Linked DNA regions of Homo sapiens: region 2 is linked to region 1. The links are chromatin loops, found by intact Hi-C in ENCODE. Cell type or tissue: A673. All regions are shown on one strand. Links, peaks and the distances in the headings refer to the core of each region. The heading gives the core; the rest is flanking DNA.

What was found. Peaks named below come from ENCODE experiments on the same cell type or tissue, not always from the same donor. Only the 100,000 strongest peaks of a DNase experiment are listed, where the experiment ranks them.
Region 2: a loop joins it to region 1, with 5 times the contacts of the local background. A loop is called at or near these places in 10 of 110 quality-filtered maps.

What each region holds. Positions count from the first base shown.
Region 1 is chr3:165,190,456-165,195,767 of GRCh38, reverse strand. It overlaps SLITRK3 (SLIT and NTRK like family member 3), which reads left to right. Exons shown (of 2, transcript NM_001318810.2): 1 at 1-188; 2 at 4,917-5,312. The coding sequence starts at 4,938. Among named protein-coding and RNA genes, the nearest start is that of SLITRK3, 3.3 kb to the left of the region's middle. In A673, for the core only: no CTCF peak of the experiment used is centred there; a DNase peak (open chromatin) is centred at 2,647; H3K4me3 peaks cover 3,187 bases; H3K27ac peaks cover 2,401 bases.
Region 2 is chr3:163,914,218-163,919,529 of GRCh38, reverse strand. No RefSeq gene overlaps it. Among named protein-coding and RNA genes, the nearest start is that of MIR1263, 250 kb to the left of the region's middle. In A673, for the core only: a CTCF peak has its summit at 2,537 (motif pointing left); a DNase peak (open chromatin) is centred at 2,509.

The DNA of each region.
Region 1 (5,312 bases), core at 425-4,424:
AAAGGTGGAAACATTTAAACGGATTACAAGCGTGATTCGGTAGCCTTTCGGAAAGTTGGTGGCCAGAAGAGGAGAAGCTACAAGGCTACAGTATGATGGATACAATTCAGCTTCGCAGAGAGTTTGCCCCTCCTGCTGGGTAGCCCCTCGCAGCAAACCTCGGAGATCCTGAGCGCTCTGCACCATAGGTACTCGCCGCCATCCTTTCCTACTTCGCCTAATTGAAACCAGTATTTCTCGTATGTAGGATGTGCATTGTAGAGCACATCGAGTTTGGCCGCGGTGTATTCTGTACGCTCACAGGTGCTAGGGGTTTGTTGCAGTTTTGAATTGGATCAGTTAGGTGTAAGGACGTTGGTGGAAGGAGGGGTACCGGAGACTAACATACCCTCGGACCTCTTTTCTGGGTGAAGACATCGTAAGTAACTCCAACAAATAGGCCAGGTGGCGGAGCGAAGGACCCCTCCCCCAGTGGAATGCTCGCTGGTGTTGTAAGAGGTAGAAGGAAAAAGGCTTGAGCTTTTAATAATTTTCCGTTTCTAAACAGACCATTGTGCGTTTCGCCTGACGACAGCAGATTAGAAAAGGCTCTATAGACGGCTCAAAGCTCTTCAGAAAATGAATGATGCAGCGTTTTAATTATTTGTTCTAGGGAAGATAGTTTTGCTTCCATATTGGAATACTTAATCTTAGATCTGAAAAAATTAGTGAGCTGTAAGATCCAGCAGTGGGGAGGAGGAAGTGGGAAGGGGGCACAGCAGGGAGAAAGGGCTTCTTGTCCTCCCTCTGGACAAACAAATGGCTCTGGGCGCTCCCAGCAGGACACGGAAAAAACTGGGGCCCCATGGCTCAATATTCCCTAACTTTTGGAGCCCTCCCTGTCCTTTAGACGCGCTATCCTGAGCTAAAGAAAAGGAAAAAGGTGAGATAGCCTTTAGGACACAGCCCAGGTCCAGAACGTAAGGGGTTTTAGTTCAAGAAATAACAGAGACTTCATTGCCGAGACAACATTTACCGTCATCTGGAAGCTCAGGGCAGCCTCCGGGTTACCCATCGATTCCATCACATCATGGGTTCCGATAACACCCGATAAATAGTCACCGCCTCTGCACATTGGGTACCCAAAGTGCTGGGCGGGGGATGGGGGGGAGGGTGCGGGTGCCGGCAGCTGGGGAGGGAGAGGGAATTGCTCTGATTCTGAGCTTAGGCTATCGGTATTGGTTTACTTCTTGGCTAAGACCTATGGGAGCAATAGGGTGAGTCTGGAATATTAAGGGTAGAATGTTAGAAAATTCTGCCCTCCTGCTTACTTAGTGTATGGTGGCATGTTTCTAAAATTAGCTACTGTCTGCCAGTGGACTCCTGTGCGGTCATTTTAAATGCAAAATATCATGGAAATTGCCTTTGACTGACTTTTAAGGAACACATTGTTAGGTGATTTACCTGTTTTAGAGCAGTAAGAAATTGACATGTAAGCTGTGCTTTGCTTTAAAATTTGCTTTTGTAAAGGGTCCATTAAGGGAAAACCATCTCTACCTACTAACTTTGAGTCCTTGGGCAATTGAGGTTCAGTTTAGTTCTTTAGCAACCAAAAAGTCCCTGCCTTCTCCCCTCCCGGCGAGGAGTTGGTGACAGGATTGGTGTGTGCTGGTGGGGGCAGATGGGGAGCATCCACAGCACACGGGTCCTGTTGATTAGACTCCTTTGCTGCACACTTGGCTCTCCCCAGTTTCCCCACCAAGCTGCATTCCTTCCCAGCAGGCAGGACTGTAGTGCTGTCAGCTGAGCCTTAAAAAAATTCCTCTGAAAGCGTTCCTGAACTGTCATCTGGTAGTCCCTCTACAATACAATATCTTCCTTCAATCACCTCCACCCCCACTCCCACTACTCCCTAGGATTCACTCCCCGAAAATTTCACGGAGAAATATTTGAGTTTAAAAAATAAGAAAGAGAAAGAACGGACAAAAGCATCCAAATCCTTAAATCCACCCCAATCCCGCGAGGTCTTTCCCGGTGGCGCAATGTGAAATGTACCATTGTTACCCAAGTGGTCTGTATCTCCTTCCAGAGAATTGGCTTGTCTCTGTTTTTAAAAAGTGGAAGAAAAGAAATGCTGTTGAATCCAGGGGCTATCGAAGGCTTTGACCTGCAGCACAACAAAAGAATTCCTGGTGCAACGGGATCGAAGCAAAATGCAGGAGAAACTCGGTCCAAGTCTTTCAGGCTGTCTGAGCTCTTATTCGGGACACCCAGGCAGAATCAGACAGATTCAGCTTTTCTGCTTTGGGGACCTGGATTTCCCCCCATCCCCGTCATTGCAGGGAATGGCTGTCCTGTGAAAATGATACTTACGAAGGATAGTCTCACTTTTCAAACCACCTGCACTAGAGAGATGAGCTTTGGAAACTAAAGGAGCAAATCATTCAGGGGATGGTTTCCTTGAGAGTTTAAAAAAAAAGAAAGAAAGAAAGAAAGAAAGAAAGAAAGAAAATGCCTATCCCTGCCCCCCTCCCCCATCTCCACCTTCCTCACCAAAGAAATGTTTCCCATAGGTTGGTCTCCTCCCCCTTCTCTCTGGTTTCTTATTTTGCCAATTTGTGTTCTCTACCCCTCTACTTCTTTTCCCTACACACACACACACACACACACACACACACACACTCACTCAACTGTATAGTCAGGGGTTCCTAGTGCTCGCTCCCGAACCCATGCTAAGCGCGTTCCCTTTGGAGCTCATTTTCATGACGTGGAATGCTGGGTTCAGGGTTATAGCACATATATATTTTTAAAGCCGGAGCGAGAGAAGTCTGAGATTCTGCACTGTGATTGAGCCTTCCTTCCTCCCTGCCTCCCTCCTGTGCTTCCTCCCAGTGCCCAGTGATGTGCTGTGGGTACCCAAAGAGAGCAGCCACCGCGGCGGCAGCGGCAGGGGCAGCAGAGCTGGAAGCCTGCTGCAGCCCCTTCTCCTCCCTCCTCTACTGAGTGTGCCAAGCGGCAGTTCTGCATCCTAAAGAAGCCCATTGAAGAGCCCATTGCATTCCCAGCACGTCTCAAGCTTGCTGCTTTTTTTTTTTTTCTCTTAGTCCCCCCGCCCAACCCCCTTTATCCCCTTTTGCTTCAGCTTCAGCAAAGCAAAGGGAGGGGGAGGGAAAGAGAGAGAATCCTTAAACTCAAGCTTTTTTTTTTTCTTTTTCTTTTCACGGTTCCATGCTAATAAATAAATAAATAAATTACAAAAAAACCCGAAACCCAAAAAAACTCTGGCAAAATAGGTAAGTCCAACACATCTGTAGCCTTTTTTGCCTAAACCATAGGGACCTGAAAAACAAGAAAAATATTTAAGATGGTGAAGAAAGAACTTAAGTAGATTTTAATATTTCATAAGGGAGATGGAAGACTAATTGATACTGCAATGTAGCCTTTTCTCTCTCCCTCTTTTTCACTGAATTGTTTTTAATTTTTGAGTATTGCATGTCTGAGGCAGATTTCTCTTTGCTTTCTCACGGTATCTCCTTTCTTTACAGCTGTGAACATTATAGGCGAGTGTAATGTGAAGATTTATTTCTTTCACTTTTCCTATAAATTATATCATTGTGGTTTAAGAAGAAGGTTGATGAAATATATCTTTCTGTGTGCTCTCTATGAGGAAAATATATGCTAGAAACTTTGGTTTATTTTTGTTGATTAAAATCAGCTATTAAATTTTGATTGATATTTTAGTGACTCAGGAAGGACAGTGTAATAAAACTGCATTATTATCATTTATGTAAACATTTTCATATACTGATGTTATTAGGCAAGGAAAACGATGCATAGAGAAAGACTGTTATCAGAATAGTGCACTGCATTTGTTTCTTCTGATTGGAAAAGAATGATATCTTTTTTGAAATTTATTTCGTGTGATAGATCATTTATCAGCAGGTAAGAATAGAGGTTTCCACTCTCTCTTGACTTTAACTACCCACCTCCCCTCTAACCAGCCACCTGCTCTTCCAGCTTTTTACAGGGTTCCTCAGTTGATCTTGAAGGCGCAGATACACATTCCAAACTAAGTTTTGCAAATGTTTTAATTCAGACACTTTCAGACTCAGCATCCTCTAGCTGTCCCTATCTTTAGCTCTGACAATTGCACGGGCATGTTTTTTAGAAGGGCTAATCACTCCTACATGTTTTAAATAGTCAAATGATACAAATATATACAAATTATTTATTAAATTAAAGAAGATGACAATAATGTATTATTGGGCAAGAAGATGTGGACATATAGTGTACATACTGACTATACACTGTAATAAAGCATGTTATGATCATTTCATAAAAATAAATCTTAAGTTTTCCTGAGATGCTGATCATTTTACACATCTCAACATCTGATATTGAGCAATAGGCTCATACTTTATCACACTAATCAATATAATAATTTTGGAGTATATCATGTCTTTTTAATCATCAAAACCTATAACTCAAAGAACATATTTTTCCCATCAGAGTTCCAATCAGATTTATTATGAGTATCTTTGATGTCAACATGAGTTTTAACAGGCAAACAGGTGTGATGGCCACATTATTGCCATTATTACTGAATCTGCCTATGCCTAAAAGGAAGTACGATATACCAGTTCTGTTGTTTGTTATACAGAGGCAATGCAGGCTGCTTTTGTTCATGCAATATGCCGTTTACCAAGTATGGCTTGGTTCAGGAAAATGTCACTGCATGGTTCAATATTTCAGAGTCTCCTAAGTTTAAAATATAGGACACACTCTAAACATTAAGTATGTTGCTAGCTCATCTTGAGTGTCACTTCAACAATTGCTGAAGTTTTTATATAGCTCTTAAAATGCCCCACATGTAGGAGTCAATTAAAATAGTACATATGACTAAAAGCTAAAAATCTGCATTTTTATTTCTGTTGCAGTTTTGTAATCAACCACGAACGATGAAACCTTCCATAGCTGAGATGCTTCACAGAGGAAGGATGTTGTGGATAATTCTTCTAAGCACAATTGCTCTAGGATGGACTACCCCGATTCCCCTAATAGAGGACTCAGAGGAAATAGATGAGCCCTGTTTTGATCCATGCTACTGTGAAGTTAAAGAAAGCCTCTTTCATATACATTGTGACAGTAAAGGATTTACAAATATTAGTCAGATTACCGAGTTCTGGTCAAGACCTTTTAAACTGTATCTGCAGAGGAATTCTATGAGGAAATTATATACCAACAGTTTTCTTCATTTGAATAATGCTGTGTCTATTAATCTTGGGAACAATGCATTGCAGGACATTCAGACTGGAGCTTTCAATGGTCTTAAG
Region 2 (5,312 bases), core at 871-4,870, 1.3 Mb after region 1:
ATTAAAACTATAGTATAATAAGTTAATAAAACAGTGTCACAATAGTTTTAGGATTATTATCAATTATTATGTGCTGTACATAATTGTATGTGCTATGTTTTTATATGACTGGCAGCGCAGTAGGTTTGTTTACACCAGCATCACTACAAACATGTGAGTAATGTGTTGTGCAATAACATTAAGACAGCTGTGATGTCACCAGGTGTCAAGAATTTTTGAGCTCCATTATAATTTCATGAGCCCATAGTCATATATATGTGGTCTATTATTTACCAAAACATAATTTTGTGGCACATGACTATATTTTATTTATTTATTTCTTTGCTTAATCTTTCTAAAAATCTTATACAATTTGTTCCTGAGATATGTATGCAGCAAACAAATTAGATTGTGTTTTTTAATAAACCTTGAAAACAAAAGAATAAAAGATTTTTGCTTTGTTAATATTTGCATAGTAAATACATAGTATAGCATTAAGCTCTTAGCACTATACTTTCCCATAGTAATATGTAAAATGAAATATATACACACATACACCTATACATGCATATATATTTCAGCTATAGTTAAGATAAAACAATTAATGAAATTTAAATGACCTAACCTCTGCATGCGGTTTTAAAATACACACACAAACAGTAGGGAGAATATTTTTATTTTGAAAAATACAGTTAAAAATAAATAATAAATGTAAAATTTGAAATCACTTTGATGTAATAATTTATAGGTAAAATTAATGATGTTAGTTCCTGCCAAATACTATGAAACAAGAAAAAATACCATAAGATGAGACATTTTAAATAATTATTTAGGTATAACAGGCATAAGTGATAGAATTGATGGCAAAACAGGGTAGAGATTTTTTTCTCTACTCTCTAAAGTACAGGAAAACATATATGTGTTATAAATGAACAGTTCATATATAATTTTTAATATACATACTGAATTAGTCAGGATTCTCCAGAGGACTAGAACGAATAGGATATAGGTAAACATGAAAGAGAGTTTATTACAGAGAATTGACTCATGCAATCACAAGGTAAAGTCCCACCATAGGCCATCTGCAAGTTGAGGAGCAAGGAAGCCAGTAGTGGATCAGTCCCAGTCCCAAGACCTCAAAAGTAGGGAAGCAGACAGTGCAGCCTACAGTCTGTGGCCAAAGGCCTGAGAGCCCCTAGAAAACCACTAGTGTAAGTCCAAGAGTCCAAAAGCTGAAGAATTTGGAATCTGATGTTCCAGGGCAGGAAGCATCCAGCACAGGAGAAAGATGAAGGCTGGAAGACTCAGCAAGTTCTTCTTCCACCTTCTTCTGCCTGTTCTATTCTGGCTGTCCTGGCAGCTGATTAGATGGTGCCCACCCAGATCGAAGGTGGGTATGTCTCTCCCAGTCCACTGACTCCGATGTTAATCTCCTTTGGCAACACCCTCAAAGACACATCCAAAAACAATACTTTGCATCCTCAATCCAATCAAGTTGCCACTCAATATTAACCATCACAGATCCACCCCGTCAACTTGAACCCATACACATCTCCTGAAATCATACATAATCTTCAAATAAAGACAGTAATAAGTTCATAATTATGCCTAACATGATACGGCTGTCCCTCATACAACAGGAAGCACACTATTCTTTAACCTAAGAGGTATTACATAAAGTTAACAATACTTAAATGCTGACGTGAAGTTAATAAATCTTATGTCACATAATAAAGGAAAAAGAAATGAAATAAAATGAAGATATTTTCTTAGTGCAAGAGTATACATGCACAAACATATTCTTAACAAAATAAGGAAGAAATATTCTTGACAATTACAGTTCTCATTTCTGCAACAGGTCACATGGTCATAGCTAGCATTGATGACTACCTTCTTTTACTACCCATTCTGTATTCCCTTTGCCTTCAGCAACTGACTCAGTGGGTCATGGTTTTTCACCTGGTGGAGTGACCCAAACCTTCATTTCTTAAGGGTATGAGCCATTTGTAGTCCTGCCTGGATTGGGATGTTGTAGTTTCCCATTGACCTTAATTACAGGGCATGGTAATACTAAGAGACATCCTAAGGGATTTCCTATATTCCAGACATACTCTTCCTTACCTCCATTGTGGAGTAGTAGACTGATTTCTTCTTGATAGTCCAGGTGAGTCATCCCAGCAAATGCCGTAACTCCCTTCTTAGCCTATTGTCTTAGAGGTAGGAAGAGCCCCAAGTGGCCAGGTGGCAATCTTAACTTCCAGTTTAATGGAACCATTTTTGTGTCTTCTGGTGGCAGCATTCCTCCCTTAGGAACTAAGACCTCTAGGCCAGAAGAACATAATGTCACTGGAACAGGAAGCAAGAATTTTGCTAGTGGGTCACTGGGGGTGATGGTGAGCGGTGCCACTTCAACTTCCACTCCTTCATTCCAGGGCCTATGAGTCCTGGATATGGGAGAAACAGTACCATATATTAGATGCCGATTCTGAGCATATACAGATTCCTGGAGAACTTTGCCCTATCCCTACAAAATATTGCCACCTGGTGGGCACTGTAATTGTGACTTCAAAAGGCCATTCCACTATTCTATCAATCCATCTGCTTCAGAATGATGGGGGAACATGGTAAGATCAGTGAATTCCATGAGCATGAACCCACTGCCACACTTCTTTAGCTGTAAAGTGAGTGCCTGGGTTAGAGGCAATGCTGTGTGGAATACCATGATAGCAGATAAGGCATTCCATGAATGCATGGATGGTAGTCTTGTCAGAAACATGGTGTGCAGGATAGGCAAACCCATGCCCAGAGTAACTGCCTATTCCAATGATGACACACCACTGCCTTTTCCAAGATAGAAAGGTCCAATATAATGAACTTGCCATGATAGGCCATCTGAAAGTTATTAAACAAGGAAGCCAGTAGTGAGTCACTTTGAGTCCCAAGGCCTCGAAAGTAGGGAAGCCGACAGTGCTGCCTACAGTCTGTATCCAAAAACCCAAGAGCCCCTGGCAAACCACTAGTGTTAAGTCCAAGAATTTAAAAGCTAAAGAACTTGGAGTCTGATGTTCCAGGGCAGGAAGCATCCAGCATGGGAGAAAGATGAAGGCTGGAAGACTCAGCAAGTTCTTCTTTTCCCTTCTTTTACCTGCTTTGTTCTGGCAACTCTGGTAGCTGATCAGATGGTGTCCACCCAGATTGAGGGTGGGTCTGCATCTCCCAGTCTACTGACTCCAGTGTTAATCTCCTTGGGCAACACCCTCACAGACATATCCAGAAAAAAACTTTGAAATCCAATCAAATTGGATTGGATTCATTCCAATCAAGTTGACACTCAATATTAACCATCACACATATAAACTATATTTTACACAGGGGGGTCCAATCTTTTGGTTTATCTGCACCATATTGAAAGAAGAATTGTCTTGGGCCACACATAAAATACAATAACACTAATGATAGCTGATGAGCTAAAAAAATAAATAAATAAGTCTGTGCATAAATATCGTAATGTTTTCAGGAAGTTTAAGAGTTTGTGTTGGGCCGCAATTTACACACATAAATTCACCTAAGTGGCTCTCCAACTTGTCTTTAAAAAGTACGAATTTCCATATTAAAGTAAATGGACTGGCAGTCTTAAGTATTTGTGTTTGTGATTCATGTTGTAAAAGATACATATTTTCCACTATGGTATAATTTTAAAATATATTTGAACTGGAGTATATTAACCATAGTATATTTATCATAAAATATATTTAAAATATATTTTAACTGGAGTATATTAACTACAGTATATTTACCATAAAATATATTTAAAATATATCTTAACTGGAGTATATTAACTATAGTATATTTAACTGACCAGATATGATCAATATGCTAGTATCAGTTAAATCTGAGTTATGAGTTTTAGCGTTTTTTTTTAAATGTGGGTGTCTATGTTTGCTTTTAATTTTATAATGAGCGTGAATCATTCATCTTGAGAGTGTTGGGAAACTGTTATTAAAAATAATTTTTCCCCATCCCCAAAAACCTTTCCACAAATTTAGTAGAGAAAGAAAACAGTTTTATTGTTGAGTAAGCATTAAAGCAGGATATAATGTGCATCACAAGCCATCTCCTAAGAAATTCTCTTAATTTTCACTCTTTTATATGACCAGGCAGTTACAACAATATCATACATATTCTCTTTTTTTTTTTTTTTTTTTTGAGATGGAGTCTTGCTCTGTTGCCCCAGGCTGAAGTGCAGTGGCATGATCTTGGCTCACTGCAAGCTCCACCTCCCAGGTTCATGCCATTCTCCTGCCTCAGCCTCCCCAGCAGCTGGGACTACAGGCGCACGCCGCCATGACCCGATAATTTTTTCTATTTTTAGTAGAGACGGGATTTCACCGTGTTAGCCAGAATGGTCTCAATCTCCTGACCTTGTGATCCGCCCACCTTGGCCTCCCAAAGTGCTGGGATTACAGGCGTGAGCCGCCCTGCCCGGCCCATACATATTCTTAAGGTGAACAAAAACTAGTTCTCAAGTGGAGAACTTGACAGCACCATTTGTCACACATAATTTATTCTAGATTCACCTGGTAATTAAAGTGACCATTTGTGCTAGCTAATTGGCTTTATCCAGAGGAAAAAGAAACTTCTCATATCTTTATGAGGAGGTAGTTGTGCAACTTGGATGAAGGGGCGCACTGAAGTCAAACTCTGATCTTTCCACAGAGACTATGCCTAGAGGCCCTATCTCCCTTGTTTACATACTGAATGGATGGTTCCTGAATCTTCAAGAAAGGCATTCCTGAATCACAAAAGGGCTATCTAGTTTTCAAAAAAAAAAAAAAAAGTGCATATTTTAAAGAGAGGATAAAGTACTTATAATTTTTTTAAAGTAAATGCTGGAAGATAAAAGGAGAGAAGTCTCTTTTCAATAGAGATGATTAAGCCTCTTATGTTAATTTTAATTTGTCTCTAAAAGAGGTAAATCACAATAACTTTTAAACTTCAATAAAACATATTATGTCATTTGTTAAACAACTATATGCCAATGAGTACCTTTGTTAAAAAAAAAGGAGCTTACAGTTTCATAGTAAAGGGTGGGTTACTACCCTTTGCTATGGGTAAAGGTGGAGACATTTCACAAGTAATAGTAATGCATCCTCAAATGCACAACATATATGAAAGTGATTCAGTCAGGGCATAAAAGATAGATTATTTCTGCTTAACTTTTAAGAGGCAAGGTTAAGGTAATCTTACCGAGGACTTTTTGGGGGTAATATATAAATTGAGCCCAAAAATGTCCAGGGATTGTCATTTGGACATGGAAGAGAATTTTTTTCTTC